Linked DNA regions of Homo sapiens: region 1 is linked to region 2. The links are chromatin contacts, found by Hi-C or POLR2A ChIA-PET in ENCODE. All regions are on one chromosome and are shown on one strand. Each heading gives the region's core, a stretch centred on a gene start or an enhancer-like site at or near the end of the contact. The rest is flanking DNA. Distances are from core to core; before and after follow the strand shown.

The links. A loop is a pair of places that touch in the nucleus more often than their neighbours do. ChIA-PET counts read pairs that join two places held with the same protein, here RNA polymerase II (POLR2A). Pooled maps may share reads with other maps.
Region 1: a map of heart right ventricle shows a loop between it and region 2 (5-fold over the local background). The contact joins two enhancer-like sites. A Hi-C loop is called at or near these places in 10 of 168 maps with a recorded cell type or tissue (CD14-positive monocyte, OCI-LY7, Right ventricle myocardium inferior and 6 more) and 5 of 50 pooled maps. POLR2A ChIA-PET finds 5 or more read pairs at or near these places in 4 of 52 experiments (AG04450, GM10248, HEK293 and 1 more).

The regions. Positions count from the first base shown.
Region 1 is chr4:147,864,653-147,867,352 of GRCh38, forward strand. It overlaps ARHGAP10 (Rho GTPase activating protein 10), which reads left to right. Exons shown (of 23, transcript NM_024605.4): 6 at 194-304; 7 at 2,060-2,164. Among named protein-coding and RNA genes, the nearest start is that of MIR4799, 83 kb to the left of the region's middle. RefSeq lists an enhancer at 2,146-2,700 and silencers at 2,253-2,477, 2,276-2,325. Within about 2 kb of position 1,364, at least 2 of the 41 ENCODE cell types and tissues checked have a DNase peak (open chromatin) inside an H3K27ac peak, as active enhancers do.
Region 2 is chr4:147,825,026-147,827,725 of GRCh38, forward strand. The region is part of intron 3 of ARHGAP10 (Rho GTPase activating protein 10); the gene reads left to right. Among named protein-coding and RNA genes, the nearest start is that of MIR4799, 44 kb to the left of the region's middle. Within about 2 kb of position 1,371, at least 14 of the 41 ENCODE cell types and tissues checked have a DNase peak (open chromatin) inside an H3K27ac peak, as active enhancers do.

The DNA of each region.
Region 1 (2,700 bases), core at 114-2,613, 40 kb after region 2:
TTCTGCTGTTGCAGCAGGAAAGTAGCTGCAGACAATACATAAATGAATTGTCGTACCTGTGTTGCAATACTTTATTTACAAAATCAGGCAGCACACCGTATTTTGGCCCATGGACCACAGTGTGATGACCTCTGATGTAGCGTTTCACTTTTCACCATCTCCAGTTTGACTAACCTCTGTGATTTTAACATAGGCAGATATCCAAGTAGAGCAGAACCGGCAACACTTCTATGAACTGTCTCTCGAGTATGTGTGTAAGCTGCAGGAAATCCAAGAAAGAAAGAAGTTTGAGTTTGTGGAACCTGTGAGTATTGCCAAGTTGTTTGCTGGTGGATTTTTGCAATGTAAGATAAGTATTTATTTTCCTAGATCTGATTTATGGTTTATAGTTACTAGAGGCCATAGTGCATAAACATGAAAGAGACATATTAAAAAGGGCAGACACAGATAGCCATGAAGTCAAGGAATTGCCTCTAAATCAGTGGTTCTCAGCTGTATTTGCACTGATAATACACGTAATATTCCCATTGCTACATGATCTCAAGGAAGGCAACCATGTGCAATTTCTGCCACCTTAGCCTATAGCTCTATCTTTTAAAAATTTCTCTGAAATAATTTATACTAGAATGAGTGAACATGGGTTGTTTATACCGGTTCAAACTTTGGTACTTTAAACAATCGTTTGTAACATGACTTCAAACACAATTCACAATGCTTATGGCAATCTAAGTTTAGAAGCAGGATATGGAACATTTGAGACAATTTTGTGAGTTACTCTAACATTTCTTTTTACTTATATTAGAAACACATGATTTTTGTTTGTGATTATATAGATGTTTTCTAGTAGCTTCAGTTGTTTATATATGAAGATGTATGCACATGAATGTATATATCATAATGTAAAGGATATTTCATGTGGATTTCAGCAAAAAAACACTGGATCTCATTCTCAGGATTCATTTTAATTTTAATATCGACTTATTGAATGGTTTCTTTTTCTTAAACAGCTTTATTAAGATAATATTCACACAGTATACAATTTACTCATTGTGAGTATGGTTTATAGAAACAAGAATAACCAAGTAATGATTAAAAATGAGCATTTGTGGAGCTATGGTTTAGTTGGAGCGATAGTCATTAACCTAAACCATTAGAGAAAAACTCAACCTCCTCAAAGCTTTCTTTTTAATGTGAAATAATAATAATGGCCTGCTTTTATTGGGCATTTATAATGCTCAGTCTCTGTTCAAGCCATTGTTCTAAGTGTTGTACCGAACTCATTATTCCACACTATAACTCAATGAGGAGATAAGGAAATAGAAGTAGAGAAAGGCTGAGTAATTTGCCTAAGGTCCCATAACAGGTCATGGCTGACGTTGGGAATGGAGCCTGCTGGGTGTCAGAGCCCCAGATTCCTAACCACCCACGGTGTGGCATTTGGAAGAAAATGAATCTCAAGATTTCCTTAACTGTCTCCCCAGATCACTTCTTTTTACTTCTAGATTTATTGACTTACATGTGGAGCAGAGGCAACAGCCCTCTAATTCAGAGACAGGTTGGGAGTTGGTAGGAAAGTAAAGGTTTAATTACGGGTTTGAGGCTGCCCCTGGCAAGTCATGGAATATCTTTGTCAACAAAACACAGGGGTTGCAGTCTGCTGGATGTGGCTGGGGAGAGCCTGGAGCTCTTTGATTCTGTGATTTTACTTTCTTAAAGATTGTGTCAACCTATAGTGATAAGATTTCAATTACAAATATTGGGATTCTCCTGACTAAAGAGGACAAATGGATGACTTAATAATTCAATTTTTCCTGCAGAACATGCCATATAAGCTGTCTAATGGCTGTGATATTTAAGGGAAAAAAGCATCATTTTCTATAAAGACCAATTAATAGATAATATGTACTTGTGTTTACTTGAATATTAGTGACTTCCCTTTAATCAGTTTATTTCAGTGGAATAACAGTGAGATGGCGGGGGGAACACTTGGTTGTTTATATGATTCTTTTTTTCTCCTGAGTTTTTTTGTGCTAATATCTCTTTTCTTCCTGTGTCTTAGATGCTGTCATTTTTTCAGGGGATGTTTACCTTCTATCATCAGGGCCATGAACTTGCCAAAGACTTCAATCACTACAAAATGGAACTACAGATCAACATTCAGAATGTAAGGAAGTGAAAGCTTTCTTTATAAAAAGATGTTTGAAAAGTATTTTTCATTTGTGTGTTGTATGAAAAGCCTTAATTAAATGAAGACAATGCTGATCTGTTTGTACTGAGAAACTGAGGGTATGCTGCCACCTGCTGGTCAACTCTTGGTGTGACCAACTGCTCTACAGTTGGTTGAGGCTTGGGAAATTCTGCCACCTGGCGGCTTTTCCTGCAGTTTCTGGGTCAATTCTAAGGATAAGCTTTGTTATGTTAACTCTAAATCAGCTATGTCTGCTACAGACAAAAGAGCACTCCACTTTAAGGCATTGAATTTATAATGCACTACTTAACTGGGCATCTTGATTTTTGTTCCCAGATAGGCTTATCATTTGAGTAGAATTTCTTCCCTACATTTTATGCATATTTACTAATGCATTGGTGTTTACAGTTGCTATTGGTCTTGAATATTTTCCTTTGGAAAATGTGTGCTTTCTGCCAGGTCTCGGATAAAGAGATTTAGGAGAATGTTATTAAGCAGTACACTATATGTCA
Region 2 (2,700 bases), core at 121-2,620:
GCAGGCACTCTGAACTGCCCTCCCTGTCACTGCAGCTGGCTTCGTAGGTGTCACTCTAATTTCCTGGGTGGTGGCTGGTGGGGGTTTATGTTGGCTAGGGCTGCGGGAGGACACTGATTTGGATTTAAAAAGTGACAGAGGGCTGGGCGCAGTGGCTGATGCCTCTGTAATCCCAGCACTTTGGAAGGCTGAGGTGGGTGGATCACCTGAGGTCAGAAGTTTGAGACCAGCCAGGCCAACCTGGTGAAACCCCGTCTCTACTAAAAATACAAAAATTAGCTGGGTGTTGTGGGCACCTGTAGTCCCAGCTACTTGGGAGGCTGAGGCAGGAGAATCAGTTGAGCCCGGGAGGCGGAGGTTGCAGTGAGCTGAGATGGCGCCATTGCACTCCAGCCTGGGCGACAGAGCGAGACTCCATCTCAAAAAAAAAAAAGTGACAGAGACATATGTCCTCAAAAGCCCTAATATAATTTGCACTCATTCCTAAATTTTGAGGTAATTTGTGTGTATATATTGTAGATACTGTAGAGGGTGTGTGAAGACAGTGTGGTCCCATGAGGTTTTTCTGGCACACACTGACAGATACAGTCATTATTCATGTGATCCTGTAGTCATCAATTTTTCAGCTATTTAGGAAAGACTAAATAAGATGGTGAATAAAAATAGTGCCATGACATCACCTTTCTAGTACATGGAGCCGATGTGTGGGCTGGTGAGGTACGTGTTCTTAGTTTATGTTAATAGTGTCAATTTTTTTTCTTAACCCTCTTTGATAGTTGTACTTCCCTGGCATCCTGAACATTGAGCGCATACCTATTGATCTCTTTTTATGTTCCAGTTGCTGTTGAGAATCTCAGGACAAAGGTAAAGGCAAAGAAAGCAAAAGTCTCTGCCTTCATGGAGGTTAGATTCTAGGCGGGGGTAGTGAAGTAGAAATAAACCTGTAATCCATTGGCAGGCAGTGAAAAATGCTACAAAACAATACAGGGCAAGGAGCCAGGTGGGGCGGGGCTACAGCATATCTGGAGTGGTGAGGTGCGGACTGCCTTTTCAGTAGGATACTGCACAAAGGGCATCATCCTGGTGTCTGGAGGAAAAGTTCTGAGCAGAGTGGTGCTGGATTTTAGCTCTACAGAAATAGCGTGTGACCATTGTTAGGCTCAGTATTCTGTTTCTGTTTTAGGTTCCTAGAAATAGAGCGATGAGGTCCAAAAACAGGAACATGGTATTGGCTCCAGGCTGTGTGGAGTAGACAGCATGGTTTGCAGAGCTGTTGTTAGCCAACTGGCTGGTTTAAGCTCCAGCTGTGATGGAGGTTGATAGGGTCTCTGTGTTAGACAAGGTTGGGTTCCCATGCAGGGTAGGAACGAGAATAGGGTGGTGTCTGTATAAGGCCATGAACCTTAGGAGTGGTGTGGTGTGTCATACACAACTCATTGTGGGAACAGAAACACCTGCTGGAAAGCAGGACGCTGTCCAAAGCTGGGGTGGGTGGCAGCCACAGCCAACCACGGAATTAACAGGACACCTCCTAATGCTTTCTTCCTTTTTAGCTTGGAAAATTTCAAACATGTACCAAAGTCGAGAGAAATATACAATGAAACTACATGGACTCGACATCCAGCCTCAGACCAGTCTCGTTTCTCCTGTGATCCCTACTCCCCTTGACCCCCTGCTCTCCTCATTATTTTGACAGAAAGCCCAGTTTCATTCACAAATACTTCAGTATATATCTCAAAAAGCAGACACTTAAAAAAACACAGTATCCTTATCACAATCAGTAATTTCTTAATTTTGTGAAAAGTTAGGTCATATTCAAGTTTTCCTGATACTCATTCCAATTCTGCCTCTTTCCCTCCCCAAGCCCCGCCCTCAATAACAGTTGGTCTGTTTGAATCTGAGTCCAAACATATTACATTTGACTGATACATTTCCAAGTCACTTTCAATCTATAGGTTCTTCTCCCCATCCGCTTTTTTTCTCCTTTACAAGAATTCCTGATCCTTTTATATTTGCCTCGGAAACCTTTAAAATAGTACTTTCCTAAGTTATCAGTGAGTTGCAATAATGAAATTAGTAAAAGTTGAAAAGTTGGATTCTTAACCCATATTGACATTGTTTGGGTACTTCTCATCTTGATAGTCACTGATCACTTTTTTTTTTTTTTAAAGTGGAATCACTGTGGCTACCTTTGTTTCTTTAAATACCTTTGAATGCTTACTAAAACATAACTGATGCATTGCAGAACACTCGCCTGAAACTTTTGAGGAAGAATAGATACTTGCCTCAAGAAATTTCCAGTGTGATACTGGAGAGTAAGTGGTAAAGAGCTAATTAAATAGCCTATACTAAGTGCTTCAGACAAGGAATGGGAAAAGAAAACAATATACAAAGTGCGCCAGCAAAGATAATGTGGCTCACATGGAGTGGGCAGCCCCTAAGCTTGTGGCTGTTAGGAAAGGGTTTATGGAAGAAGTATTGGAGCTAGAGTTTGTGGGGTGGAGACACAGCAGAGGGCCTTTGTATAGTTTAGTAAGCCCATACCCCCGACACCGGGACAAGGAGAAAAGGAATGTCTTTAAGCAGCTAAAATGGTTGCCAGTACATTCTGAGAACTTTGAAAGACTCTTGTTTTACTTAAATTTTTTTTAACTTAAAAGTTTTAGAAACCATCAGCATGTTAAAAGCCACAGATTAAGA